2 separate regions of the Homo sapiens genome follow, and region 1 is linked to region 2. Evidence: chromatin loops called from intact Hi-C (ENCODE). Cell type or tissue: chondrocyte. All regions are shown on one strand. Each heading gives the region's core, and the rest is flanking DNA. Links, peaks and the distances in the headings are about the cores only. Region 1 has its middle 17 kb from the start of SLC18A3. Region 2 holds the start of WASHC2A (WASH complex subunit 2A).

What was found. Hi-C counts contacts between places; a loop is a spot of excess contacts. Peaks named below come from ENCODE experiments on the same cell type or tissue, not always from the same donor. Only the 100,000 strongest peaks of a DNase experiment are listed, where the experiment ranks them.
Region 1: a loop joins it to region 2, with 7 times the contacts of the local background. A loop is called at or near these places in 6 of 110 quality-filtered maps.

Annotation. Positions count from the first base shown.
Region 1 is chr10:49,585,306-49,601,872 of GRCh38, reverse strand. No RefSeq gene overlaps it. Among named protein-coding and RNA genes, the nearest start is that of SLC18A3, 17 kb to the left of the region's middle. RefSeq lists enhancers at 6,137-6,636, 6,637-7,138, 7,747-8,246, 8,247-8,748. In chondrocyte, for the core only: CTCF peaks have their summits at 7,165 (motif pointing left), 8,389 and 8,642 (motif pointing left); no DNase peak of the experiment used is centred there.
Region 2 is chr10:50,058,694-50,072,532 of GRCh38, reverse strand. WASHC2A (WASH complex subunit 2A) reads right to left here and starts at 4,579. Exons shown (of 31, transcript NM_001005751.3): 1 at 4,525-4,579; 2 at 4,306-4,428; 3 at 2,822-2,986. The coding sequence starts at 4,527. It also overlaps the pseudogene FAM21EP. RefSeq lists a silencer at 4,756-4,905. In chondrocyte, for the core only: no CTCF peak of the experiment used is centred there; a DNase peak (open chromatin) is centred at 4,632.

The DNA of each region.
Region 1 (16,567 bases), core at 3,927-11,926, 470 kb after region 2:
TGAGGGCTTCCTCTGTGGCCTTCTCTTTCCATAGTCCCTCTGACCTGTGTGCAGGGTCAATGTAGGTGTCCTCCCTTGGGTAAGGGGGACTTTTCAGCCCCAAGTACAGAGGGCTGGGCACCCTTTATCTCTTCTTTCTCTAGACATTCTGACCTGTGTCCTTAAGAGCTCTTGCTGGGGCTATTGCAGTAGCCTGTTGGCAAATCCCCTCACCCGGTGTTGACACCAGCTCCTGATCCCCCAAATTGCTCCCTGAGTCAACCTTTAGAAATGTAGCTCTTCCAGGCCGGGCATGGTGGCTCACACCTATAATCCCAGCACTTTGGGAGGCCGAGGCAGGCGGATCACAAGGTCAGGAGTTCAAGACCAGCCTGGCCAACATGATGAAACCCCATCTCTACTAAAAATACAAAAAATTAGCCAGGCATGGTGGTGCATGCCTCTAATCCCAGCTACTTGGGAGGCTGAGGCAGGAGAATCGCTTGAACCCAGGAGGCAGAGGTTGCAGTGAGTGGAGATCATGCCACTGCACTCCAGCCTGGGCGACAGTGTGAAACTCTGTCTCAAGAAAAAAGAAAAAAAAAAAAAAAAGAAATGTTGCTCTTCCCCATAGTAGGAATTCATTAGATAGTTGTCTAATGGGTCATCCTCCTGCTTTACATTCTCTTTGCCTGGGGTCAAATGTACCAGTGCAGCTTGGCTTTTGAGGCCCTGGGTGTGTGGACCTTGCACTCTCTGCCACACACAAGGGTGCCTGCCCAGGACACATGTGTCCTGCTGTCCTGGTCCCACTGCTGACTGTGTTTCCTTTCCCCCTTTCCCAGCAGAGTGGGGTCCTCAACACAGGCGAGTGCTGGCCCCTGTGCACATGCCTCCACCCCAGTCTTGTCATGAAGGGCTCTTGGCCTGTGTTGAATCCATCTCATATCTCCCAAGCCCAAACAATGGGACCTCAGGCAGAAAAACACCTGGAATGGTTTGCGCCACACATGCATACCAACCTCTCTGAAGTGAGGCATGCTCTTTTATTCATTTTATTTGTTAAATGCAGTTCACAACACACTAATTTGGTTTTATAACCTGCAGCTCCTCACAACACCCTTATCACGTTCATATTATTATTCTCTCCCACTTTATATGTGATGAAACTGACACACAGAGAGATGAAGTAATTTACTGCACCACTAGGAAGTGACAGAACCAGGATCTGAACCCAGGCAGGTGGACCCAGAGCCTGTGTGCCGAGACCCCATGAATGTAGCTTTAATGATTGATCAGGGCTCCAGGGGCTGGGTGACTCATAGCACAAGAGGCCATACTGAGTGGCTTCAGGGGTGGCTTCAAGCTCCTCACCTTTGGGAAGTGGAGGCAGGAAGAAAGAGCTGAAGCATTCACCATCCCCTCCAGTGTCCAGCCTCAGCTGCAGGTGGCTCTGCCCAGAGCCCTCCTCTCACCCCTGCAGGAGCCAGGGGACAGTGGGCTTGTGCTGAGGTGAGGGGTGTTGGGACCCTTACCTCACCTGTGGTTTGTGCTCAGGAATGGGGCTGGGACCTGGAAAGGAAGCTGGTAGAGCCCCAGCAGAGCAGGGAGGGCACCAGAGCAGCATCCAGGAGGAATGGTGGTCACGTGGGCAGTCCTGGGCCACGAACAGCGGGCTGCTTGGCAATGCCGCCCCTATCACTACATGTGATCACGGTCGGACAGTGTGTCACACACATGGTCTGTGACCCTCTCAGATCTGTCATCACCGTGTCCCAGCACCTGGTGCCGTGCCTGACCCATGCAGAAGGAACACACCAAAGGTGGCTTTCTTTGGAGGGTCTCTCAGGAAGCTAAGTGACCAGAGTTCTGATTCTCTCTTGTTGAGATACAGGATGTTAAAACACATCTGAGGGAGCTTGGTAGCCTACACAGTGTCCATGTGGCAAGATGAGGTCTCCATGAGAGAAAAAGTCTGGAATGTTGACTCGAGATCCTGAGAGGACCAGACCCCAAACTCCTAGTGATGTCACAGAAGGGGCCTGGAGAAAAGGCTTACTTCGTGATGGGAAGAACTGGCTCCTTGTGGTGTGGGCAGGGGTGAGGGACATCCCTGACTGACCCTAACTCTGGCCCACTGGCCATATTGGTCAGGTTCTGCAGGGAAGCCTGACTCATGGCTGTCTGAGTAGGGGAGGGGTGTCCTCTAGATAGGCCTGGAGCTCCAGATGGTGACATGGCAGGGACTTGGATACTTTGTAGCTAGAGATAGGAATTCAGGTGTAGCCTTCAGCTGTGTGCATCCCACAGGTGTGTGGGGGACAGGCGTGGGGGGATGTCTGTGGGGCCGATCAACCAGGCACTCCAACCCAGTTGAAAACATGGTCTGCTTTGAGTGCCAAGAAGAATTACCAGAGCATTGTTTTTCCGGGTAATTAAGATGCTATTAATTAAACTGCATTTAAAGCTAGTTTCAAACTAATTCTTGATGACACACACATGTATCTTTCATAAAGGAGTGTGCTTCTCTCCCCTGGGCTGTGAGGCCCCAGCAAGTTGTGTTTGAGCATCGGTGGGCTCCATGTCCCACCAGGCAGGCACAGAGCAGGCTGTCCATAGTTTGTAAATGACCGAGTGATAAACGGGCAGGAGCCATTCCTCATTTGAACATCTCAGATGCCATCTGGATGCAGACTGCATGACCTGGGACATTCTTCTCATCTGACCCCAGATAAGGAGCAGATTCCAGACTCCCTGCACAGAGATGGATCGGCTCAGAAAGCCTCAGGCTGGGCACAGTGACTCATACCTGATCCCAGCACTTTGGGAGGCTGAAGATGGGAGGATTGCTTTTAGGCCAGGAGTTTGACACCAGCCTGGGCAACAAAGCAAGACCCCATCACTACAAAATCACCCAAGTGTGGCGGCATCTGCCTGTGGTCCCAGCTACTTGGGAGGCTGAGGTGGGAGGACCCCTTAAGCCCAGGAGGTGGAGGCTGCAGTGAGCTATGATCCCACTACTGCACTCCAGCCTAGGTGAGAATGAGACCCTGTCTCAAAGAAAGACTCTGTCCTTTCCCTGGTGGCTGGAAGGAGACCAGCAGGGCCAGGCCTGGCCCTGAGTAGTCTTGTTCAGCCATCTATGGTGAGGGGTGGGACACACTGACCAGGCACGGGGGCCAGGCTGTACCCACATGAGAACTTCCAGACAGGACCTGTTACTCGTGGCAGGAGGGAGAGGCTGGCCCAAGTTGTCCCCTCTCCTATGTCAGACAGGCCCATCTTTAGAGCCCATTAGAAGGGATGTCTGAGAAGCATCTGGCAGAGGGCATTTAGGACAGAAGGGTGAGGACGACGATTTTTTCCTGCATTGGTGGGGACAGATCTAGGCCACACCCCAGGCAGGCAGTTCAGGTCCAGATGGGAGACCAGGTGTGGGGAGGGGGACGTAGGACTGCAGAGCCTTGGGGACTAGAGAGGAAGTGTGCCAGGCCCAGGAAGCCACCTGCCTTCCCATGGCTAATGAAAGGGATCAAGCTGAGGGATCTGATGTTTGGGCTTTTTCGTAAGGATACAGTCCCAGATGCGTAATGACTGGTCCTAAAGGTAGAGGTAGGACCATTTTTATACTTCTTAGTGCAGAAAGCCAAATGTCCTCTAAAAGCATGACGCTGGGCTCCACCTCACCCACTGTGAATGGGGCCTCTTTAAGGTAATCACCTTTACAACACCAACAAGCTAACGTGGGATCCCAGCCAACCTGTTTAGTGATGGCCCTGTGATGGTTGGCAGTGCCGTCCCTCCCTCCCAGGCCCTGCCCTGCCCTGCCCTCACTTCTCCCAGTGTCTCCTCAGCATACCCCACTGTCCACCTCTGGTCCTTTGCCTGGGCCCTTCCTCTGCCTGGAAGGGAACCCATCTGCTGTCTCTTTCCCTCACCTCCCTGCCATCCGTCCTTGTTAATGAAGGCTTCCAGGATGGCCTTGTCTAAAACCGCATACCAGCACTTCTTAGCCCCCTTGGATGCTTTAGTTTTTTCCAGCGTGTCTCCCCATCTGATGTGTGACATTGTTTATGGACTATGTTTACTCTCTGTACCCCCTCCCTGGAATGGATGCCGCATGAGGGTACATGTGGGGAGGGAACAAAGTGGGGGTGGGTGAGGAAACAGCTGGATGTCAGCTGGAAAGAAGAGGGAGTCTGGTCATGCGGGCCTAGCACCTGCTGCTGGCTGGAGTGGGGCAGGGCCTGAGGACCCTGCAGGAGGATGGGAGAAGAGATGGGGACGCTTCCGGTGTCTGACACTCTGCTGGTCTCAGGAAGGGGGGAGAGGAGGGAGAAGCATGCCCAGAGACCCACGCTTTAATGCAGAGGAGGTCTCTGGGTGTTTTCTGCTTCCACTGGAGCTGGGTGACCATCCATTCCATGACATGTAGCCAACCCGGGATACATGGTCACCTCTGATGGGGACCTGGAGGTGGCAGATGCTGGTACTCAGAGGCCCTGGAGGGGCTATTGAATTAACCCAGAGGGAGGGCAGGAAAGGGATGGTGTCCCCAGAGAAAGCCAGGATCCTGGCCAGGTACAGTGGTTCATGCCTGTAATCCCAGCACTTTGGGAGGCTGAGGTGGGCAGATCACTTGAGGTCAGGAGGTTGAGGCTGTGGTGTGCTAGGATCGTGCCATTGCACTCCAGCCACTGCACTCCAGAGACAGACCCTGTCTCTGAAAAACAAAAAGCAACACAACAAAACAAAGAAACACAGAAAAGGAGATCCAGGATCCAGGAAAGCACAGAGGTGGAGGGCACATTTGAGGAAGTGGGGAATAGAGATGGGTGGCTGCCCACAGCAGCAGGAGCAGGAGGGAGTGGGCTGGGCTGGCTGCATGCAACTTTGAGAGGGGAACCTGGACGGCGCTGGAGGGGCACCTACTGTTGTTAGGACCCCACATCTGTAGAACCACAGAAGATGAGGTGCTGAGAAACCTTTTTCTCTGAAATCTTAGACAGCCAGACACTGGGCTGCTTGGAATCCTAAGTGAGAATGGGACCTCCCAGTAGTCTCTGGAGGACCCAAGTCAGGGGCTCACTGTGGCTCAGAGAAACAGCCTCCATTTCCAACCCGGCTGCAGAACTCCAGGTAAGGGACCTCAGACACAATCTGCCACATTGATCTTAACTTTGTAGCTTCCAGGGGCACAGGAGCCAAGGTCCATCTCTCAGCAGAGCCCTTCCCTACAGCCCTGTTTTATGTAAATCTGTCCCTGTGCTCCACCCTTCCCCCATCCTGTAGTCGCCTGTTACTCCTCTTGGGGGATGCCCCATGCTCCCGGGTGTGCACTGTGCAGTCTCTCTCATTGCACCAAGGTAACAAACCTGACTGTGTTGGGCTCTAATGGTGCCTCCCTGGGAGTCCTTATTAGATGTGCTTTGCTCTCCCTGGTTGACAGGAACACCCCACTATGGATGCAGTCTCAAAACCCTTTCACAACTGCCATTGCACTGGTGAAGTCAATACGATGAGTAGCTCCCTTTTACAGATGGAGAAGAGGCTCCTAGATCTCTTGTAAGTGGTGCTGGAGTCAAGCTGCAAAGCCCAGGAGACTCGCAGGTGCCAGCTGCAACAGGCCACAGCAGGAGGGACCTGGGCCTGGGTCCCCTCTGCTACAGTTGAGTAGAACAGAAGTGGCGGGCTGTAGCCAGGGCTTCACACCCACATACATGTTTCCAGCTTCTCTTGAAAAACAAGAAAGTCTGGTGACTCTAGGCCCCATACTAGCCCGGTAACTGCCCCGCTGATCCCTTTAGACCCAGCACACACCCTCCCGTTTCTCACGGGCCCCATCCAGCTACTGCACTGGTTTCTGTGATTCTCCTGCATCCTATAGCCATTTGAGTTTGTAATCTATGCTCCACAATGTTTCTGACAAAATGGGAGGCCCTTTCTGCTCCTAAACTGCGAGGCACAGGAAACTCACTGCTTCCTGAGGGAAGGGAAGGATGTCCATGTACGGGGGCCCTACCATGTGTGACTCGCTGTGCTGGGCATTTACATGCTTGCTCGTTTAGTGAACTGTGAGAAATGTAGGTTTGGCTTCATTTCAAAGATTTGCAAACTGAGGCCTCAATAGCAATGGAGTCTCGGTGACGTTTGGTGACTTGGATGAACCCTGCAGGAAGTGATGGACTGAGACTGGGCCAGATCTGTTCTCCTCCACAGACCATGCTCTGTCAGCTGCTGTATCCAGACTTCTGTTCTAAGGCTTTGGGGGTCATGTCATCATCTCTTCACCTCCCTCCAGGCACCCCAGGTGGAACACCCTCATGGGGTGTGACTGAGGGTATCACTCGGCCTTTTGTGGGAGGAACGAGGACAGAGCTGGTGGAGTAGGAGGGCCCGGTTTGGGTTTTTCCTCTAATTTATCAGCTGGGGACCCATGGAAAGAGAGCTCTGTGGTGCATAACGTTTGACCTCCAGTTCCGGGGCTGGGAGGAGCCAACAGCCAGAAATGCAAACCCCATTCCCCAGGGTAGATTATAGGGTCTCTTCCCAAGAGGAGACACAAGACCAACAGAAAACCAGCAGCTCCAGGGAATCAGTGTGAGAAGCAAGAGGCAGGAAAGGAGGAGACAGGTGGAGACGGCGGCCACAGTGCTCAGGCCAGCAGGACAGCTGGGGCAAGGGTGGCCAGCCTCAGGGCTATTCTTGCAGACACAGGGCTCAGACCACCCCCGTCCCTGTTTCAGACTGGACTCAAGGTTGACTGCAGCAGGCACCTGAGTCTCACAGAGAGCTGCCTGCATTTTGTTTCTTTCAAAAAAAGCAGTTTAGTGGCTAGGCAGAAACTGTTTGGTAAAATAAACACATAATCGACTCCTCGAGTAGCACCTGCTAATGTTGGAGAAAATAGCCCTGTGCTTGGCTGCAGGGTTTAACTGCTCTTGGGGTAAACCTGAGTGTGCACCAGAATCACCTGGAGAGCTTCTCAAAATGCAGATTGCTGGGCCTCATTCCTAGCAGTTACTGATTCAGTGGGTTAGGGATTTGCCTTTCTAACACGTTCGCAGCAGCGTGTTGTTTGTCCTTGCCTGGGATGATTCTACACTTTCCGGTACTAGTGGGAAGACCACACTTCCAGAACCTTGGCTGGGCTGATTCCATCACTGGTGTTTGCTGCCACCATCTGGTCACTCCTGAGAATGATGTGCTCTTTCTCGGGTTTGCCTCAATTTCGTTCATTCATCTGGTTGTTCATTTTAATTTTTATTTCACTGAAAGTATCTTCACTGGGATAAATTACCTTTCTTATAGGTCTCTCAATGAAGATTTGATTTATCCATTGGGCCTTAAAACTTCTTGTCAAATTTTGCCAATGTAACTCCTGCCTCTGCAAGTTTTCTTTATGAACTATTACTTTATCCATGGTTTAGTCAATTAAAAATTTTATCTGTGATTATTTACCTATTGTATTTTGTACTGATTATTTATTTTTTCTTCTTTTTTTTTTTGATATGGAGTCTCACTCTGTTGCCCAGCCTGGAGTACAGTGGCGTGATCTCAGCTTACTGTAGCCTGCTGTAAGCCACTGGGCTAGAGGTTGCTTGTGTGCAGGATGACTGTGGGGCAGCTGACAATACAGCCCCCTGCTCCCTGTTGGTCCTTGGAGATAAGGCAGAGAGCACTGTCACTCGCTGAGTGCCTGGGCCCTCATCTCAGACCGGCTGCTGTCCAGATCCTGGCCATGCCACTCAGAGTGATGTGACTTGGGTGTGGTGGGATAGACACTTGAATGTGGGAAATGCAGGTTGTTCTTTGAGCACCCAGGAAGTAGCAACTCCTCCAGTGTGGGAGAATCAGGGAAGGTTTCCCAAGGAACTATGGCTAAGCCGAATATCCCCAGAAAAGTAGAATAACCCCGCATGTTCTCGAGGGGAGAGTAGAGAACAGCTACAAAGGCAGAGAAGCAATCCCCTAACAGCTGGGCAGTGGTAGGGAGGGTCACCCATACAATATAGTGTAGACTCCCTTTTGGGTCCCCAAATGGATCTAAGAGTAAATCAGAGTTCAGTGGACATGGAGAGGGTAGTGATTTTCCAGGAGGAGGGACAGCCCATATGAAAGGAGTCTGCCGGTTCAAGACCCATGCGGAGTTGAGCAGGGCTGGGTGTGATGATGCAAGGGGTGGAGGGGAGGCTGGGCTGAGCTGAGGCCTGTGCGTCCACCACACCACGCTGGCTCTCGGCCTCAGCTGGAGCTCATCACACTGAGCCATGGAGCGGGGCATTGCACACAGAGGGGCAAGCTTGAAATGAGGTTGAGTTGGCACCTAGGCTGACTGTATTAGAGACTTTAACTTGCTTCTTGTGTTTCTTGAGTCTTTTCCACCTTGCTTGAAATAGCCATAGTGCAGCCATCCCTCCACTGACTCCTTTACCCATTTATCTGTCTGACCATCTGTCCTCCTTCCGTCGATTTCTCTACTGGGTGATGGGAACACAGAGGAAAATGGGCCATGGCCCTTCTGTCCAGATTCCAGACCCAACAGCCTTTCCTCATGTGTCTGGATGTAGAGCCACTCACCCTACTCTGTCTCGTCCATGAAATCCTGTTCACCTTTCAAGGTTCCCCTTTCAATGAATCCCTCCTCTGTGAAGCTCCCCCTGGTGGTGCCAGGCAGAATCAGCACCTCCCTACACTGCTGCCTGGGACACAGTTCCTTGAATGAACGGATAGATGAGCCAGGAGTGGTCACTTCCTGGTTATTTCACTGCATTGATCCATTCATTTGCTGTTGAGTCAAGGAAAGGTGAAAAAAGAAACAAAAAGGGGGTCTTGGCAGCAGCTCTCTCGTTCTGCAACTCAGAGCTGAGACCAGATGCCAGCCTGACAGATGCTCGGAGCATCCCTACCTGCCTCACCCCACCCCAACAGGCTGTGGGAACCTTGAGAGGTGCATAACTCTGGGGAGGCACTGGTCGCGGAGTCTGGAAGACTGGTGCTGTCTGCCCCGCCATGTCTTTCTCTCCAGTGCACATCCTGTCTCCACCCTCTCACATCTGCCTCTACTACCTGTCTTGCATTCTACAGCAATGAGCAGAAATTGTAGCCACTACTCAGGCATGCAGGAAATAGAAATCCTTTTTATTCTAATTCCAACCCCCACTCTGATGAAGTGCAAGAATCCTAATCTTGGCCAACACAGGACCTTCTCTCTTCCCTTATAGCTGAGGCTGGAATTTGGAGAAGAGAGGGCTTCTGCTTCTTGGTATCATTTGTCTGTGCATGTCATGGAGTGGGGAGGGTGGCATCCTTCATCCCTGTTGTGTGACCTCATGACCTCTTAGGGTCTGGCTGGCTACCTTCCTGCCCCTTCTGGGCTGATTTTGGCTCTCAGGAATTCTTCTGTTGAGAGATTGCCTAAGATTCCCTCTGCTTAGACGTCCAATGCAACCCTTCCTTCCTTCCTCCCTCCCTCCCTCCCTCCCTCTCTCCCTCTTTCCCTCTCTCTTTCTTTCTCTCTTTTTTTTCTTTCCTTCCTTCCTTCTTTCCTTTCTTTTTTTTTTTGACAGGGTCTCACTCTGTCACCCAGGCTTGAGTGCAGTGGTGCAATCTTGGCTCACTGCAACTTCTGCCTCCCGAGTTCAAGCAATTCTCATACCTCAGCCTCCCGAGTAACTAGAACTACAGGCGCGCACCACCATGCCTGGCTAATTTTTGTATTTTTAGTAGTGACGCCATTTTGCCATGTTGGCCAGGCTGGTCTCGAACTCCTAACCTCAAGTGATCTGCCTGCCTCGGCCTCCCAAAGTGCTGGGATTACAGGCATGAGCCACGATGCCCAGCCTGATGTGATCATTTCTCTTGAGAACACCCCTGCTACATCTCCAGAGTCTTACCTGGATACAGGCTTAGCTTGCCTCTGCTCAGAGACCCAACACACTTACCTGTATTCTTATGTTTCCCTCAGTCTCAGCCTGCGAGCAACTTGCAGGACCCCCTCTTTGGGATCTGCTCAAATCTACTCTCTCGTTGTTCCCCCCAACTCCTCTTTTTCCTGTTAGCCTTGGTAATGGGGTCCTGATTGATGGGAGGCTGGTGGTGAAGTAAGGAGAGGTGGTGGAATCCTTATTCTTATCCACCATGTTTTTCTTGTCCATGAAATCCTATTCGTCTGTCAAGGATTATCTTTCAGTGAGTCCCTCCCCTGTGAAGCTCCACCTGATGGTGGCAGGCAGAATCTAAGGGCCTTCTTAGGCTTTGAGACTCAAAGCCTGAAAAATGTCCCTTTTTGTAATCTACCTTCTTTTGTGGGGTCATGAGCACCCAGTGGGGAAGGACTGGGTGGGGTGAGGCAGGAACAGTCAGGAATGAATGTTATCCTCCTCACTGCCTCGCAGCAGCCCAACTTCCTAGACCCCACAGGTTCCCATCTGTATCATGCAGTGCCTGCTCAAACCCATGGCTGTTACTATGAGCTTGCACCAACTGGTGCTATTCCACTTCTGGAACTATATGGGACTTCTAGTTCCAGAAGTGGAATAGCACCAGTTGATGCAAAAGTAATAGATATATAATATATATCTTACTTTTCTGTAATATATAATATATATCTTACTTTTCTGTAATATATATAATATATAACAGAATATATATTACAGAAATTAATATATATAATATATATTACAGAAAAAAATGAGAAAGGAATCAAAGAGGTACACTCCAAAAAATAAACTAAACAGAAGAAACATGTAGAAACATGTAAAAACATGCAGTGTAAAACATGCAGAAAAAATGGTAAAATGGCTGAAATAAGTCCTTTCTTATCAGTAATAACTTTAAATGTAAATTTATTAAACTCTCCAATCAAAAGGCAGAGATTGGCAGAATGAATTAAGAAAACAATCCAACTGAAGGCTGTATATGGAAAACTCACTTTAGATCAAAAGACACAAGTGAGTTGAACATGGGAAGATAGAGAAAGATATTCTATGCAAATAATAACCAAAACAAAGCTAGGATGGCTACACTAATATCAGAAAAAAATAGTCTTTAAGTCAAAAATCATTACAAGGGACAAAGAAAGTCATTGTGCATTGATAAAGGGGTCAATTAATCAAGAAGATATAACAATTATAAACATATGCACATTAATCAAGAGAACCCTAAATTAAATGAAGCAGACATTAACAGAATTAAAAAGCAAAATATTTCCATAATAATAGCTGGAGACTTCGAATACTTACTTTAAATAATGAATAGAAAACTATAATTAAATAGAGGACTTCAGCAACACTAAAGATCTAACTAGACTTAACATACATCTACAGAACACTCTACCCAACAACAGAAGAATACACATTCTTTTCAAGTGCACTTGACTGCGCTCCAGAATAGAACATGTTAGGTAATAAAGCAACTCAATAAGTTAAAAAGCTTGAAATCATACAAAATATCTTCTTTGACCACAATGGAATAAAACTAAAAATCAATAGCAGAAGGAAAACTGAAAAGTTTATAAATATGTGTAAACTAAACAACACACTCTTAACCAATAGATACCTCCAAAGTATGAGGAATAGAAAATACTTAGAGATGGATGAAAACATCAACACAACATACTAAAATGTAGGGGATACAGCAAAAACAGCACTCAGAGAGAGCTCAGCAACTTAACTGTAATATATTAAATAACTAGAAAAATCAGAGCAAACCAAACCCAAAGCTCACAGAAGGAATGAAATAATAAATATAGAGCAGAGACAAATGAAATAGAGACTAGAAACACAATAGAGAGAATCAACACAACAAAAAACTGATTATTTGAAAAGAGCAACAAAATTGACAAACCTTTAGCTAGACTAAGAAAATAAAAAGGAAAAGATGCAAATAACTAAAATCAGTAACGAAAATGGATACATTACTACTGCTTTACAGAAGTAAAAAGGATTATAACAGAATACTATGAATAATTGTGCACCTATAAATTAGATAACCCATATGAAAGGGACACATACTGATATGGTTTGGCTCTGTGTCCCCACCCAAATCTCATGTTGAATTGTAATCCTGATTGTTGGAGGTGGGGCCTGGTGGGATCATGAGGGTGGCTTCTAATGGTTTAGCGCCATCCCCTTAGTGCCGCCTCGTGATACAGTTCTCACAAGATCTGCTTGTTTGAAAGTGTGTAGCACTTCCCCCATTGCTCTCTCCTTCCTGCCAGCCATGTGAATATGCGCCTGCTTCCCCTTTGCCTCTTCCATGATTGTAAGTTTCCTGAGGCCTCCCAAGAAACAGAAGCCTGTACAGACCTGCAGAACAGTGAGCCAATTAAACATCTTTTTCTTTATATAAATTACCCAGTCTAAGGTATGTCTTTATAGCAGTGTGAGAATGGACTAATATGCATACAAATTACCAAAAGTGACTCAAGATGACCTCATAACAACAGCCTATTTTCACTATCAGTGTCGATCTCACCTAATCCTATACCTTTAAACACTATCTAAATGCTGTGATTCCTGATTTTTTTCTGCAGACTGACTGTCTCTTGAACTCCAACACATGTATATTCAGCTTTCTATTCAACAGCTACACTATGATAGCTTATAACATTTCAAATTTAAATGTCCAAAACTAATATCCTGATTTCATCACACTGCACCAAAACTATCTTATCCCGACTAATGCAACTCTCCACACAGCAAAAGAGTAGATCTTTTAGAAAATATATAATCAAATTTTAAACAAATATCTTATTTTATTTTTTGAGAGGGATTCTCACTCTGTCACCCAGGCTGGAGTGCAATGGCATGATCTCGGCTCACTGCAACCTCTGCCTCCCAGGTTCAAGTGATTCTCCTGCCTCAGCCTCCCAAGTAGCTGGAATTACAGGTGCCCACCACCACACCCAGCTAATTTTTGTATTTTTAGTAAAGACAGGGTTTCACCATGTTGGTCAGGCTGATCTCGAACTCCTGACCTCAGGTGATCCACCTGCCTCGGCCTCCCAAAGTTCTGGGATTACAGGTGTGAGCCACCGAGCCCAGCCAGATAGATATTTTATTGAGGTGCAATTCACATAATATAAAAGAAACCATTTAAAAGTGACATTTAGTATGTTTGTAATATTATGTAACCAACACCTCTATAACATGGCAAAATATTTTTATCACCCCCAAAGAAAACTTTGTATCTATTAGACTGTCACTCTCTATCCCCCCTCCCCACTGCTTGTTTATCTATCATCCATTGATGGACATTTAGGTTGTTCCCACCTTTTGCCATTGCAAGTAGTACTGCTATGAATATTAGTGTACAAGTATTTGTTTAAGTACCAGTTTCAATTCTTTGGGGTATATAACTAGAATTTGAATTGCTAGGTCATATGGAATTCTGTATTTGAATTTTTGAGGAACCACTGTTCTGTGTGGAAACACGCAAGGGGAGAAGAAAAGACACACACACAATACCTTTAAGGGTAAACGACCTTTCTCCCACGTAAATGGCAATGCAGATATAATAAGAAAATGATATAATAAGCAAATTGATATAATAAGCAAATTGCAATGGGAAGGGGAGAAGGGAAAAGATATATACATATTTACACTCAGTAGACTATCGGGAATTCATCACCAGACCGCAAAGCAACAGCCTGGGTTCCAGAGTTGGCCACTACACTCACCAGACTATGGAGGTTTCACCACCAGACTGGGAAGCAGCAGCCTGGGCTCCAGAGTCAGCCACTTGTCTGTGCACTGATGAGGAAAGGTCTCATGAAGCTTTGGCACGGTCTGGGACCCTAGGTCTTTTTGTAATGAGTTGTTTGGCCTGAGGTCCAGTCACGAGGGACCTTCATGACTGGGATTAAGGAACACAAAAAGGTCAACTTGTTTTGGGGATTGTCTGTTGTTTTTCAATAACTAACATATAGGAATAGATTGAAATAGAGATTTGTCCAAAACAGTGCTGAGTGAATGCCTCAAGGGGCTCACACAACCTGTTCTGGGACTTGGTGACCATTGTTTGTGTCCACGTTCAATTCAGTTTAAATTTAATATTTAACCTTTTGTCCACAACTACCAAACTGTTTTCCACAGCAGCTGTACCCTTTACATTCCCACCAGTAATGCACGTGTGTTCCAATTTTCTCCACATCCTTACCAACACTTATTATTTTCTAGTTTAAAAAAAATTGTACTCACTGTAGTGGGTGTGAAGTGGTGCCATTTTGTGGTTTTGATTTGCGTTTCCCTAATGACTAATGGTGTTGAGCATCTTTTGATGTGCCCATTGGCTATTTGTATGTATTCTTCGGAGAAATGTGTATTCAAGTCCTTTGCCCATTTGAAAATTGGGTTGTCTGTCTTTTTCTTATTGAATTGTAGAAGTTCTCTATATATTCTGGATACTAGAGTTTTATTAGACATACAATTTGCAAATATTTTCTCCCCTTCTGTGGACTGTCTTCACTTTCTTGGTGGTGTCCTTTGAAACATGAACATTTTAAATTTTGATAAAATGTAATTTATCTATTTTTTCTTTCGTTGTTTATGCTTTTGGTGTCATATCTAAGAAACTAATGTGAATCCAATGTCATGATGATTTAACCTATGTTTTCTTCTAAGAGTTGTATAGTTTTGGCTCTTACATATAGGTCTTTCATCCATTTTCGTGTTAAATTTTGTATATGGTATGAAGTAAGGATCAAATGTCCTTCATTTGCATGTGAATATCCAGTTGTCTCAGCACACTTTGTTGCAGAGACTATTCTTTACCCATTGAGTAGTCTTGACACTCTTGTTAAAAATCAGTTAGCTAGCCACAGACATATCTTTATTTCTAAGATTCTCAATTCTATTCCACTGGTGTAAATGTATACACTTCTGGCATTACCACGATCTTTTGATTACTGTAGTTTCATGGTATGTTTTCAAATCAGGAAATGTGAGTCCTTGAACTTTATTCTTCTTTTTCAAGGTTGCTTTGTCAATATGGGGCTCTTTAATTCCATATGAATTTAGGATCAGGTTTTCCATTTCTGCAAAAAAGGCCATTGGAATTTTGATAGGAATTATAATGAATCTGTAGATAATTTTGAGTAGTATTGCCATCTTAAGAATCATCCTTGAATATGGAAATTTTTTTTAAGTATTCTTTAATTTCTTTCAGAAATGTTTTTGTAGTTTTCAGTGTACAAGTTGTACATGTTCTTGGTTAGATTTATTCCTAGGTATTTTATTCTTTTTGATGCTATTGTAAATTTGTCTTAGTCTGTTTTCTGTTGCTATAACTGAATAATTGAGAGTGAGTAATTTATTTACTTGTTTGTTTGTTTGTCTTTTATTTTTTGAGATGGAGTTTCATTCTGCTGCCCAGGCTGGAGTGCAGTGGCCCAATCTTGGCTCACTGCAGCCTCTGCCTCCTGGGTTCAAGTGATTTTCCTGCCTCAGCCTCCCAAGTAGCTGGGACTACAGGTGCCCACCACCACACCCGGCTAACTCTTTGTATTTTTAATAGAAACAGGGTTTCACCATGTTGGCCAGGCTGGTCTGGAACTCCTGACCTCAGGTCATCTGCCCACCTTGGCCTCCCAAAGTGCTGGGATTACAGGCGTGAGCCACCACACCCGGCCGAGACTGGGTAATTTATAAAGAAAATATATTTATCTTTTATAGAACTTTTATTTGTTTGTTTGTTTGTTTTTTTGTTTTTTGAGACAGTCTCACTCTGTTGCCCAGGCTGGACTGCAGTGGCATAATCTCAGCTCACTGCAACCTCTGCCTCCTGGGTTCAAGCGATTCTCCTGCCTCAGCCTCCCGAGTAGCTGGGATTACAGGCATGCACCACCACATCTGGCTAATTTTTGTATTTTTAGTAGCGACGGGGTTTCACCATGTTGGCCAGGCTGGTCTTAAACTCCTGGCCTCGGGTGATCCCCCTGACTCAAAGTGCTGGGATTACAGGCGTGAGCCACCATGCCCAACCTTTTATAGTACTTTTTAAAAGATGTATTTTATTTGTAATTGATATATAATAATCACACATATTTATGGGGCACAGCGTGCTGTTTTGATACATGTATACATTGTGCAATAATCAAATCAGGATGATTAGCAAATCTATTACCTCAAACATTTATTATTTGTTTGAGGTAAAGATATTAAAAATCCTCTTATTTTGAAATATACAATATATGATTGTTAACTATAGTCACTCTATTGTGCAATAGAACACCAGAACTGATTCCTCCAATCTAACTGTAACTTTGTACCTGTTGACCAACTTCTCTCCATCTCCCCACCCCTTGTCCTCCCCATCCTCTGGTAACCACTTTTCTGCTCTCTATTTCTATGAGATCAACATTTTGTAGATTCCACTTGAGTGAGATCATGCAGTGTTGGTTTTTTTGTGCCTGGCTTATTTCACTTAATATAATGTCCTCCAGGTCCCTCCATGTCATCACCAGTGACAGAATATCATTCATTTTTATGCTAAATAGTATTCCATTGTGTATTTATACCACATTTTATTTATCCATTTATCAATTGATGGACACCTAGGTTGGTTCCATATCTTGGCTATTGTGAAT
Region 2 (13,839 bases), core at 1-8,000:
TCTGGGCGACAGAGTGAGACTCCGTCTCAAAAAAAAAAAAAAAAAAAAAAAGCCAGATCACTTACAAATATATATCAGCAACTATATTTTTTCAGAGTTTTATTAAGCATTAGCTGTTTTCTCAGTATTATCATGCTTTGCCACAAATTAAAAAAACCTATAGCATGTGGCCTTATAGAAGGTCTGGGAAGTAATTAAGATTTGGCAGCGGCAACCAGCACATCCGGAGAAGAGTTCTGGCTGCAGACTGGAAGGCGAAGGGGCATCAAGACTTAACACTAAGGGCCGAGCGCAGTGGCTCGCGCCTGTAATCCTAGCACTTTGGGAGGCTGAAGTAGGATAACTGCTTGAACCCGGGAGGCGGAGGTTGCAATGGGCAGATCGCTTGAGGTCAGAAGTTCAAAAGCAGACTCACCAACATGGTGAAACCCCATCTCTACTAAAAATAGAAAAAAAATTAGCCAGGCCTGGTGGCGGGAGCCTGTAATCCCAACTACATGGGAGGTGTGGGCAGGAGAATTGCTTGAACACGGGAGGCGGATGTTGCAGTGAGCCGAGATGGTGTCACTGCACTCCAGCCTGGATGACAGAGCAAGACTCTGTCTCGGAAGAAAAAAAAAAAAAAGCTAAGGCTAAAGGGATGGAGAGATGGATGGAAAACAGGAAATCCCCAGTATTGGACAGAAATAAAGAACAATTACCAAAACACAATAAAACAAAACCAAAAAAACTCCACAAAAACTACAACATGGAAAACTCAGAATCTACGAAAACTTGGCTAGAAAAGAGCTGGAGAAAAGATAAGACCTAAGACTGTGATTGAGAAAAATTGTATGATGTTCCCCATTTCTTCCCACTGAAGTATTGATCTGGTACCAATCTAGTACCAATCTGGTACAAGCACACTGGGTACAAAGTAAACTTCCCTTGCCGGGCGCCGTGGCTCAGGCCTGTAATCCCAGCACTTTGGGAGGCCGAGGTGGGCGGATCACGAGGTCAGGAGATCGAGATCATCCTGGCTAACTCGGTGAAACCCCGTCTCTTCTAAAAATACAAAAAATTAGCCAGGCGTGGTGGCACGCGCCTGTAGTCCCAGCTACTTGGAAGGCTGAGGCAGGAGAATGGCGTGAACCCGGGAGGCGGAGCTTGCAGTGAGCGGAGATCGCACCACTGCACTCCAGCCTGGGTGACAGAGTGAGACTCCATCTCAAAAAAAAAAAGAAACTTCCCAAATCCTTTGGGACTCTGGTGCTGCAGCACTGACTGCAGAGAAGTGCTGACTACCTGATCCAGCAAGAAAAGTACAGAATGAAAAGAACAGGAGTGCTTAAAAGGACACCAAATTAATCTTGATGAAAACATTATGGGGCTGTGCACACCAGAGAAGTTGAGTCTAGAGTCCCTGACTTTTCCAGTGAGATAGTCAGGACCAAGCATGGACATTCTGTGTAAACAATCAGAAAACTACTGATTTTACTTGAATACTTTTTTTTTTTTTTTGAGACGGAGTTTCGCTCTTATTGCCCAGGCTGGAGTACAATGGCAGGATCTCGGCTCACCGCAACCTCCGCCTCCCAGGTTCAAGCGATTCTCCTGCCTCAGCCTTCCCAAGTAGCTGGGATTACAGGCATGCGCCACCATGCCCGGCTAATTTTGTATTTTTTTAGTAGAGACGGGGTTTCTCCATGTTGGTCAGGCTGGTCTCGAACTCCCAACCTCAGGTGATCCACCCGTCTTGGCCTCCCAAAGTGCTGGGATTACAGGCATGAGCCACCACGCCTGGCCGAATACTTGTTATTTTTCAAACTCATAAGTACTCCTTTGCTGTTAAAGGAAATAACTGGCAAAGAGATCTCTAACACCTTTATTAATGTCTTTATTTTATATATAGCTCTCCAAAAAAAGACAGGAAGTGGCATTTAACTCCAGCTATTAAAAAATGCACAAACATGCTGCACAAGTTGACTACATGGCATTCTCTTAACTATTCTAAATCTTGGGCTTTTTAAATAATTTTGTGATTCTGAAAATTTTATTACTTTATATCTAACAATCTCAGGAGATCGCTTACTTTAATAATCCTTTTTCCACAAATGAATGCTGATATTCAGAAAGTTGGGACACCCTATGAGAAACACAGGTCTGTTACCTAAGCTTCCTCTCCATCCTCATCTCTTAAGTCTCCACTCTGCTCCAGCCATACTTACTTCCTTTGTATGCTGGAATTATACTATTTGCCAAGGGAGAGGCTCTATCTAATTTACCTATGTATTCCTACCACCTAGAAGAAACAGTAAATAGACAAAAATCACACATAGATTTAAGCTCAGTAATCTGTTTACAGTTGATTCCATATTGTAAGTTCAGCCATCATAAACTTTAGTTGAGAGTATTGCAAGCAGACATATATATCCCCTGAATATAATTTATCAGAACAGAATGACCCCAATCAACAAGTGAAACCATATGCTGGTGTCCAGAGGGTCTAACCAGGTAAACAGCTGTCCTTACAGATCACGCCACAACAAAGGCAGTGTGAGTGCCACAAAATTCAGCACAATTGCTGACTACTCTCAAAACGACAAAAGATGGAAGCACCGAAGTATAAGAAAATGTTATCATTAGACTTTTTTAGAGGCTTGGAAAAAAGGACTTAAAACTTTACAAATAAAAAAGAGGTATTAATCCCAGAGAAAAAAGCTACAATTACCAAGAACCACACTTCCACCAAAATTTAGGAGGGAACCTAACAGTAAGTTATTTAAAATTACAATATCTCCTACTCCCAAAAAAGGAATGATAATATAACTAAATAACTCACATTCTCAATGAACTGGGTATTAGAGAGCATAAGGAAGTCATTGAAGACATTATGCAGGCGACAATCTGTGGCTTTGGTTTCCCGAATTAGTCCGTCCACTTGTTTCTTGATTTCATGGGTCCTAGAGATAGTTTGCTGTGAGAATTCCTGTAGAAACTGTAGTAGCTATTTTAAAAAATAAACATACAGTAGTATCAATGTTACATGTAACTATTCTGCATGTCACATCAAAAAAGAACCCATTTCCTTTCACCTTTGAGTGTTAGAATGTGAAAGAAATGCTTTTTTTTTTTTTGAGAGAGTTTCACTCTGTTGCCTGGGCTGGAGTACAATGGCGCCATCTCGGCTCACTGCACCTCCCGCGTTCAAGCGATTCTCCTGCCTCAGCCTCCCGAGTAGCTGGAATTACAGGTGCCCGCCACAACGCCCAACTAATTTTGTGTATTTTTAGTAGAGACGGGGTTTCACCATGTTGGCCAGGCTGGTCTCGAACTCCTGACCTCGTGATTCGCCCACCTCGGCCTCCCAAAGTGCTAGGATTACAGGTGTGAGCCACTGTGCCCGGCTGGAATGCTGGTTTGACAAGTACTAAAACCAAGTGACATTGGAAAACACTAAGAAAGCTCATCAAAAGAGTGGCAGTGAGCTAATGGACACCTATCTCGTTTCTGGAAAAATTTAAAATCCCTTTTTGGCACTGGGTATGGTGGCTCACGCTTGTAATCCAATACTTTGGGAGGCTGAGGCAGGGTTATCGCTAGAGTCCAGGAGTTGCAGACCAGTCTGGGCAACATAGCAAGACCCCCATCTCTACTAAAATTAAATAAATAAACAAATCAGACAGGTGTGGTGGACGCCTATAGTCCCAGCTTCTCAGGACGCTGAGGTGAGAGGATCACCTGAACCCCAGAGGATTCAGTGAGCCAAGATCAAGCCACTTGCACTCCAGCCTGGGCGACAGGGCAAAACCCTGTCTCCTTTTAAAAGTCCTCTTTGGTTGTCAATCTACAGAGATCACAGACCAAGGGTTAGCTAATCAACCACCACTCTTATTCAAAAATCCTATTCATTTGGGACTCCAACAGTTCTGAGCTTTTTGGGCCCCCGATTTGAAAAATCCCATTAAAGGATATCCACATACTGGCTTGTTTCCCACCCCATTTAGTCCAGGTCCCAACAGGAATCGCCTCCCTAGTGCCCGAGCAATCCCTCAGTGTGGCGGAAACGGATCTCCCCTCCGGATGGAGCTGAGCCAGAAACCCCATGAAGGGAACGTCGCGTCTGGGCCACGGTCAGTGTCTGCCCCTCTCCCTGGTGGCCGGGGACTGCCAGGGTGGCATTCTCGGGGGCTAAACGGGGCGTGTGTTCCTAAGAGGGCAGGCAACGGGACGGGCCAGGTGCAGGGGCAGTCGCGGTCCGGCCCTCCTGCGCGCAAGCCAAGCGTCACCCCTGCCGCTCTCGCGTCCCCGGGGCCCGCCTCTCACGCCCGCGTCGGCCGCCAGCGACCAGCTCTGGCTGCTCCTGCGGATCTCCTCCACCGACCACGGCCGCTCCCACACGGGCTCCGACGCTGGCGCCAGCTCCTGGTCGGGGGTCGTCCGGTTCATCTGCAGCGAAAAAAACGAGAAGAGAAGCTGAGCCTGAGGGCGGCAGGGACGGCGGCCCCAGCCCAGGCCGGCCTCTCTCCTGCCCGGCGCCCTCACCATCCTAGCCGCCCGGCTCGGTGGGCTCCGAAGCTGCCAGCACACGCCGAGGACTGCAGAGCCCCGGAAGCCTAGCCCCAGCCAAGCTGCCCGGGGCGTGACCGGCCTCACGTGACCTGATGTCACGTGACAGAACCCGCACGTGATCCGACCTGCCATGCTGAGGGGAGGAAGCTGCGGAAGTGGACTGGGACTGGAGTTTGGGGTTCTACCCTAGGTTGGGGCGGAGGAAGCTGGAGGATAGGGGCTGACGCCAGGAACGCTGCAGAGGCGGGTTGGCCGGGTGGCGCTGCCCCCCAAGGCCCGAGGCAGCGGCGCGGGATCGGCCACAGCACCGGCCGCCAGTTCGGCGGGTCTGGAAAGAGGGGACCTCAAGCAGCCAGTGGAGCAACCAGCCTGGGAGCCTTCGACGTAGGCGCTGTGGGCGAAGGAAAAGGCCTGGCCTGCTGCCTCTTCTCTTGCAGCAAAATCCGCTGCTGTGAAGGAGCTGGTAGGCGGACGCTCTGTAGATAGAGAATCCCTGATCTGCCTGGGCATCATCTTGCTCTTTATGACCTGCTTGGCTGCCACTGTGTAGGGCCTGCTTAAAGTCCTTTGCACTCTCAGCATTGCCCTCAAGTTCAAGGACAAGCTTCTCATTATGGCAGGCATAAAACTCTTTATAATTCGTCCTCCACTCTCCCAGCTCAGGGCTCCAGCTGTTGTCTCACACTTCCTTGAAGTTCCCTCTGCTGAGTCGCCCTTGTGCCTGACCAACTTACTTACTAAAATAAAAATCCCAATTTCTTTCCAGTCATGTGTGCCCAAGGGCGAGTTATTTAACTTTTCTGAGCTTTCCTCAGTAAAACGAAGCTACATATCTTGCAAGGATGTGATATTAAAGTTATGATATTGTAAAACAGGTGCCACGGTGCTTGGCCTAGGGTGAGCCTTCAACCTAGAACATACCACTGTCCCCATGCACCTTGCTCACACACCCAATCCCAGACTTTTCTTTTGTAGTCACCTCAGTTATCACCTCATTAAATAACCTGATTATCCCAAGTACAGCTTAAGTGACTTAAGTTATTTTCGATGGCTAGCGGAAGGGTCTCCACTACATTGGAGAGCTGGGGTGGTCTGGAGTTCCACGGTGTGGTGGGCCAGAGGCCACCTCTCCTGCGGTCTCTTAGTGTCTCGCTGGCGGGGTTCGGCCCGAGCTAGATAGACACAGCCCTTGGCGGATTTAAACAACCTAAACATTAAACAATACAGCTGCCTCAAATCTTTGGGAATTTCGGAATGACTGACACTGCCAAAGCTGTTCCAAATTTTGAAGAGATGTTTGCTAGTAGATTCGCAGAAGATGACAAGGAGTATCAGGAATACTTGAAACGCCCTCCTATGTGCTCGTTTCTAAAATTCTAGAGGTTAATACAATCAGCTCATGAATGCACAGCTATGCTTCTTGTGATAGATTGTACATAACATCAGCAGTTGAAAGGTAAAACAATTGCTTTTTTTTTTTTTTGCTTTTGTTACGTGACTATGGTACTTTGTGATTCCTTACTCTATAATGAGAATGAGTCGCTCCACATTTATTTGGATCTCTTTTTAGAGGGAAATCAGTAATAAAGCTGTAAAATAAGGAAGGAAAAAAGTTGTTTTTTATGTATTTATCCTAAGGTATTACATTGTATTGTAATCATTTAAATATCAGTCTCTCCTTTAATAATAGCTAACATTTATCAAGTGTTCAGTATTTACCATTTTATACATTGTTCATTTAATTCACACAATGACTATGAGGGAGGGAATATTATTTCCAAATTATAGTTGAGGAAACTGAGGTACAGAAAGGAGAAGTAACTTACTTATGATTAGGTAACCAGGAAAGAGGCAGACCCGAGAACACACACTGTGAGCCAATATGTTACAGTAACCTATAACAGTGTTAACACTAAGGCTGGGCTGGCATGGTGGCTCACACCTGTAATCCCAGCACTGTGGGAGGCCAAGGCGGTTCGAGACCAGCCTGGGAAACATGGTGAAACCCCATATCTACAAAAAAAAAAATTAACTGGACATGGCGGCATAGATCTGTAGTTTGAGCTACTCAGGAGAATGAGGTGGAATGATTGCTTGAGCCCCTGAGACCAAGGTTGCAGTCAGCCGAGATTGCACCACTCCACTCCAGCCTGGAAGAAGACTAAGACTGCTGTCTGCAAAAACAGTCTTAGAGTCTTAAGGGGACTTCATTTTTAAGTCACCATCTACCAACCTCTTCCATTTCCCCCACATTGATTAAAACACACACACGTGCGTGCGCGCACGCACACACACACATACACACTTTAGAACTTGGAACTTGGTTGGTAAAATTGAGGCGAGCCAATTACCAAACTTGGATTTTATGTAACACCATCATGGGTAACTTCAGTGGCCACGTACTTAACACCCTTAATCTACGTCCCACACCCTGGAATTTATCACTGAAACATTGTGACTCCAAAATCTGAACTTCTCCTGAATAGAGTAGCCCATTTATTTATTTATTTGTTTGTTTGGAGACAGAGTCTTACTCTGACACCCAGGCTAGAGTGCAGTGGCATGATCTTGGCTCACTGCAACCTCCACCTCCTGGGTTCAAGTGACTCTCGTGCCTCAGCTTCCCAAGTAGCTAGGATTACAGGCGTGTGCCACCATGCCCAGCTAATTTTTGTATTTTTAGTGGAGACAGGGTTTTGCCATATTGGCCAGGCTGGTCTTAAACTCCAGACTTCAGGTGATCCACCTGCCTCGCCCTCCCAAAGTTCTCCAATTACAGGCGTGAGCCACAATGCCTGGCCACAAACTGTTTTTCAAAACAGTACAGTATAGTGAGTAAAAGCACTAGCTTATGCAACAGGTTGGTTTTGTGTGCTGCAGCTAACCCCAAAGTTGTAAGGATTAAATTAGATAATAAAGTGCTTTTAGTAACATGCCTGGCACAGTTCATTGATTCAAACATTGAACAAAATTTTTTTTTAGTTATACATACTACTGTGTACCTTTGGAAAAATTAGAACTTAACAGATGAGGCTAAGTTTGAGCCTTCCAGTACTTTCCTTCTCTGCATACTCTTCAGAGGAAACTAGGATCATGCTCTGGGAGCATGTCTTTCCACGTCTTTTTCTTTGCTTTTATAAATATATCTGTTTCCATAGAAATGCTTGTATGTAGAGGGGGCACGGTATCGTGCTGGATTTGTTATTGGAACTTTTTTGCTTGACCTACCTTGGATGGCTCTCTAATTGTTACAGCTTTTACCTTTTAACTATTACTCAGTATTCTTACTAAGGTAAGACTATACTGATTTTGTTTATATTTCTCTAGTAATAGGCCAGGCGTGGTGGCTCATGCCTATAATCCCAGCACTTTGGGAAGCCAAGGCAGGTTGATCACCTGAGGTAAAGAGTTTGAGACCAGCCTGGCCAACATGGTGAAATCCAATCTCTACCAAATATAAAAATTAGCCAGGCATGATGGCAGGTGCCTGTAATCCCAGCTACTCGGGAGGCTGAGGCAGGAGAATTGCTAGAACCCAGAAGGCGGAGGTTACAGTGAGGCGAGATCACCCCATTGCACTGCAGCCTGGGCAACAAGAACAAAATTCCTCAAAAATAAAAAAAGTAAATAAATAAATAAAAATATTTCTCTAGTAACAGACAATTTTTATATCTTAATATTTTGCTTTTTATATTCTTGTGGTTACATTCTTATTAAAGAATGCATTTTTATTTAGATTTGAAGTAAATCTTGTGTATTATTTGTTCCAGCACATCTTTTGCTTTATAACTTACTGCATCATGATTATGATTATTATTTTAAACAGCTGTTACGATTTTGAAGGAGCAGCCTAAAGGCTAAGTGGCAGTATCTCTTCTTTAGCTTAATAACTAGTAGTTCTAATTTGCTATTTTATACTCTTAGCACATCACACAAGTGAGTGATGAGGAAGAGGATGATGATGGCTGTGACCTTTTTGCTGACTCTGAGAAGGAGGAGAAAGATATTGAGGACATTGAAGAAAATACTAGAACTGTAAGGAAGGCTGTAGTTGCTATCACTTGGCAGGGTTTTAGAACCAATGACTTTTTTTATTTTTTATTGTGACTTACTTTGAACATCTCTCATTTTGGCATATTTGTCATTTCATTTACACTTTGGAAAATAATGGCAAGCATCTCAAATTGCCTCACAAGTACCACTTTCTTGTCCAGATGTTATGATTTTATGAGTCAGATCATTCAGAATATGTCTGGTTCCAGAGTTTGAAGACCGTAGTGCTCCTGTCTCTCTGCCCATGACCTTTTTCTTATTTTCTTATTCAGATTTTTAAGTATTAAAGTCAAGTATTAAAAAAAATAAGGAAATAAAGAGCATCTCCCTTTGAAGGAACATTTTATGAGTCCTATTCCTTGGGTGAGCTGTATAGGGTACATATGTTTAAGTTCATTTAATTAAACTCAGTTTTCTCCTCAGTTCAATTTCTTTGCTCTTGTATACATAATGTTGTTAGATGTCCAAAGTGAAGTGTACTAGTTTGTTACAAAAAAGAGATTCTTTTGATTTCTCCTACTTTAGAAAAGCAGACCTACTTCGTTTGCAGTGAGCTGGCTGCCCGCATCAAGGGGGATGCCGTGGGCGGAGTGGACGAGGAGCCGACAAGTGAGACCCAGCCTCATTGACGGGGAGTAGGGGGGGGTAGTGCAGAGCCCTCTGCTGGCTTCACCAAAGGTGGATTTCCCTTTTTATTAGTAATTACTACAGCAGAAGAGGCTTAAATTGTAGCGCTTATTCCTTTTTTGGTTAATGAGCTCCTTTAGATAACTGAACACTGTGGACTCACAAGAAAAATGTACATGTACACATGTAGATAACACTTTACATATAATTTCAGGAGATTAATGGAAACTCCAGAGAACCATGGGCAACAGCTTAAGAATTCCTGGCTGAATATTTACTCCTATATTTTGAACACATAAGAATGTGCTATATAGCATATTCTAGTTATAACAGGGTAGAAAGATAACATAATAATTCTTTCAACAAATACAATCCTGTTATGCACATGAGCCTGGGATGAAAGCAGAAGCCTTCTACCTTACAAAGAGACTCTTGAGTGCCCACTGTGGGCAGGACAGGGGGTTTAGTGCAGCTGAGATGAAAGGCAGATGTCTTGCTCTTAGCTGTGAGTTATGAGGATGACAGACGTGGAAAGAACCAGGATGTGTATACTGAGGGAGGACTTAGTACTATTAAAACTGTGAACTGTTCTTCAAGCCTTACCCTCAGGAGAAGCAAAACTTCGGAAGACACTCGAGAAGAAGGAAAGGAGAACTCCTTCGGATGGTGGGCCTTTTCCCTGAATTCTGTTATTTTAGGAGCCTTTGACTCGGGAATGTTGCTTATATAATTCATGAAGTACTGCTTTACATGCTGTTTTCCTTCTGACAAATGGGTCTGTCTCCATTTACTTTTCTAAAGCCTCTGGGCTGGGCGCGGTGGCTCACGCCTGTAATCCCAGCACTTTGGGAGGCCGAGGTGGGTGGATCATAAGGTCAGGAGTTTAAGACCAGCCTGGCCAACATAGTGAAACCCCATTTCTACTAAAAATACAAAAAATTAGCTTGGCATGGTGGTGGGTGCCTGTAGTACCAGCTACTTGGGAGGCTGAGGCAGGAGAATCGCTCGAACCCGGGAGGCAGAGGTTGCAGTGAGCCTTGATCGTGCCACTGCATTCCAGCACCGGTGACAGTGCAAGACTCCGTCTCAAAAACAAACAAACAAAAGCCTTGGAAGGCATGTTTTGGGGTGCTGGGAGGATATGTGGGTGTGGAGTAAAAATTCCTGTAGAGATTTGATTTATTAGATTTTACAGCAATCATTTCTTGTCTTTCTAGAATTCTTTAGAAATATAGAAACTTAGGGATCTCTACCATTTGTTTTCAATAAAGGATACACCAGGCCTTTTCCTATTAAACAGCCATGTCCATTACATTCCACGTGTCCCTGTGTCAGTTTGCAGATCCCTTTGTTTATTCTGCCCTTCCTTCCCCCAGATTCGTGGGGGAATGGGTCTTGAATGTGGCATCTGACCCGAATGCTTGCTTCAGAGTAAATCTAGATCCAGGGTGCTGGCCTAGAGAATGAATGCTGTCTGCCGCAGACATGGACAGACTTGAGAGTGGAGGCCCAGAGAGTCTTTTGAGGGTGTCAGTGGACTGTGCCAGGGGGTTAGTGTGAAATTCATCAGACTGCCTCACACTTTGATAAAGAGGGCCAGATAAACTCCATGCCAGTTTGGAGACACAGCAGATGCCAACCCGGGAATTTGAGTTCTGGCCCCATCTTTAATACTCCCTGCAAAACATTGCTTTCTGTTTGCTAGATGAAGAGGATAACTTATTCGCACCCCCCAAGCTGACCGACGAGGACTTCTCGCCATTTGGCTCTGGAGGTGGCCTGTTCAGTGGGGGCAAGGGGCTCTTTGATGATGAGGATGAGGAGGTGAGTCCATGGCACCCAGCAACACTCCCTGCAGCTAGCTGTGTCAGGGGTCCACAGGGAAGAAATAGGCTTTGCTTGTTTAGTGGGGAAAAAACAGTTTCTCAGTTGGAAGTTGCTTCTATTTTCATATTTTGGGACATTTTGAACTAAGAATCACAGAGTGAGAAATGCCGTATCCTTCTATGCTTTGTTAGGTGAGGAGAAGATGTGCACGTGTTAATGTGAATAATTTACTAGGTGATTGTTTCTTGCCTTATCTGTTGTCTTCCACGTTTGTTTTTAATTCCTGGACAGGCCTAAATTATTTTAGGGTCTGATTTTGCCATAGTTATCACTTTGCAACTGATTTTCTGTCAGAGTAGTAAATATGTAGCTTTAAATCTTGTAGGTTATTTTTCCTTAGGAATCCTCAAATGCAGCTGTGCTTTCTCCTGGTTTTTTGAATTCTTTGTCATATACCTTATTTCAACCAGAGTGACCTCTTCACGGAAGCCCCCCAGGATTGGCAAGCTGGAGCCTCTGTTAAGGAGGGTAAGCTGGGGTTGGGCAGCTGTGTCTCTGTGTGCAGAGTTCCAAAACTGTCTTCCTCACTAGGAGATGGAACAAGGTTGTTCCCAAGCCTTGTTTCTGTGTTAAGCAGGAAGCTATTGTTTTTACTGTGGTCCAGTTGAAAGTAATTCATCTTCACTAATTCATGTCTTGGAAAACACAGTACCATCTGTAAACCCATACCACAGTCTTGCCTCTTTCTTAGGAGAGAACTCATAAAAAGTCAAACAAGAAAAGTACCCTAGAGCACTGTTGAGGATGATTTTCATTGAATGAAGTTTAATTTAAAGAAACATTTTTAACATTCTGTATATAAGTTGGAGACCAGTAATTCCCCAACCCAGTGTGCATTAAAATCATCTGTGCAGGTTTTGTTTTTGTTTTTGTTTTTGTATTTTTAGTAGAGACGGTGTTTCACCGTGTTGGACAGTTGGACAGGCTGGTCTTAAACTCCTATCCTCAAGTGATCACCCGCCTAGGCCTGGCAAAATGCTAGGAATACAGGCATGAGCCACCGCACCTGTCCCATTGGTGCAGTTTTTAAAAAACACAAATATAAATATGTTTTTTAACCTACAAATGTTACTCCATAGGTTTGTGGCAGTTCTTGGGACTTGGGAATTAGTGATTCTAAGTGCCGAGTCTCCCGGGCACAGGCATCAGAGCTGGGCCTTGGAGGCCGCTCCTTGTGCGTGCTGTGCGGGCTGCTAGCCTGGCTCTCCTCTGCTTTCTGCTGCCCACGTTTTGGCATCAGTGACTTGCTTGGTTTCCCCCTTTGCTCTTATGTCTTTATTTTTTACTGATGACTCACATGTTTTTGCGGTTCTTTTTCACTCGTTCATTCTCATCCAACTGGAATGGGTAAAGGCGGAATTGTTTGGGGGAGCCCTGGTCATGCTGTCCCTGCCTCTGCTGTGCTCACCTCCTCCCTTGGTGTCCCCCAGCTGACCCACTGCTGTGGCTTGATGACGGTCAGCATGCTCTTCCATTGGAGTCACAGCTCAGATTGTATCAATCCCCAAAAAAGTCCTGACATTGGTAGAGAAGAAAATACCAAAGCATTTTAAAATGGCTTGTTCAGGAAAAAGTAGTTTCAAAATGTCTGGTACTAGCTGTGTGTTACATTGCACATATTTCAGGAATAAAATAGCAAGGAAAGTTATTTCCCTTGTAAAAATGGTTGCCCCTTGCTTTCTCATTCTAGAGTCTTCATCATCCAAACCTGGAAAGAAAATCCCAGCAGGAGCTGTTTCTGTATTTTTAGGTAACATAACTTAGGTTTGTTTTCTAAAAACTACACAAATACTGTTTTTTCCATTTCAAAATTATCATCTTCTAAAGCCTGGCTGGAGATGAGGAAGTACCTGGGAGCTTCAAAGGGCTTTGAGCATCTTATAGAAAGAGCTCATTTACTGATATTAGCTCTTATTCTCCTAGAGCTCAGTGGCCTTGGACTTTTTTGTGTTTGAGTGACCTGGTGATTCTCCGTTGTGAGATGTTCTGTAGCAGTAATGGATGGAGGCTATTGGGCCCTCTTAATGCATTTTGTGGATTAACTGAAATGAAAAGTTTTTGGTGGGTGATAATTTTTTTCTGTAAATTCAACCGGCCCACACTGGCTCACAGCTGTGTCTGTCTTGTCCCTTCACTCACAGGAGACACGGATGTGCTGCCTCCGTTCCATCAATGAAGGAGCCACAGAAGCCTGAGCAGCCCACTCCAAGGAAAAGCCCCTACCTTCCCCCTCCCACTGGCCTCTTTGATGATGATGATGGTGATGATGATGACGACTTTTTCTCGACACCCCACAGCTAGCCTTCCAAAACAGGTATGTGTTCCTGCCTCTGTGTCTAGGACTTCAGCCAGAAAGAGAATGTTGCCTAAATGGAAGATAAGCTCACCTAGTTCTGTATCTCTTATAGTACCAGAATCCCTTCTCCAGCATTCCTGTCATTGAGCTGTTGTGTCTGTACTTACATAGGTGTGGTGCCTGGGAGGTCTGTTTTATGACCCAATCTTTTCTGCTCTGTAAGCTAATTACTATGATTATTTTCCTTATAGAGGGCTCAAGTCTTTATCCCTATAATTTTTGCTTAATTCACAGTTCTGACCTTTGGAATTATAAAGTTTTAATCATCCTTTCTTCCAGCCGACCTTAGTCAATTACATGAGCAGCATTTTGTGTGCTGGCCAGTTATTTCCCGGCTTCTCTTCTCTCTACCAAAAAGCTCAGGT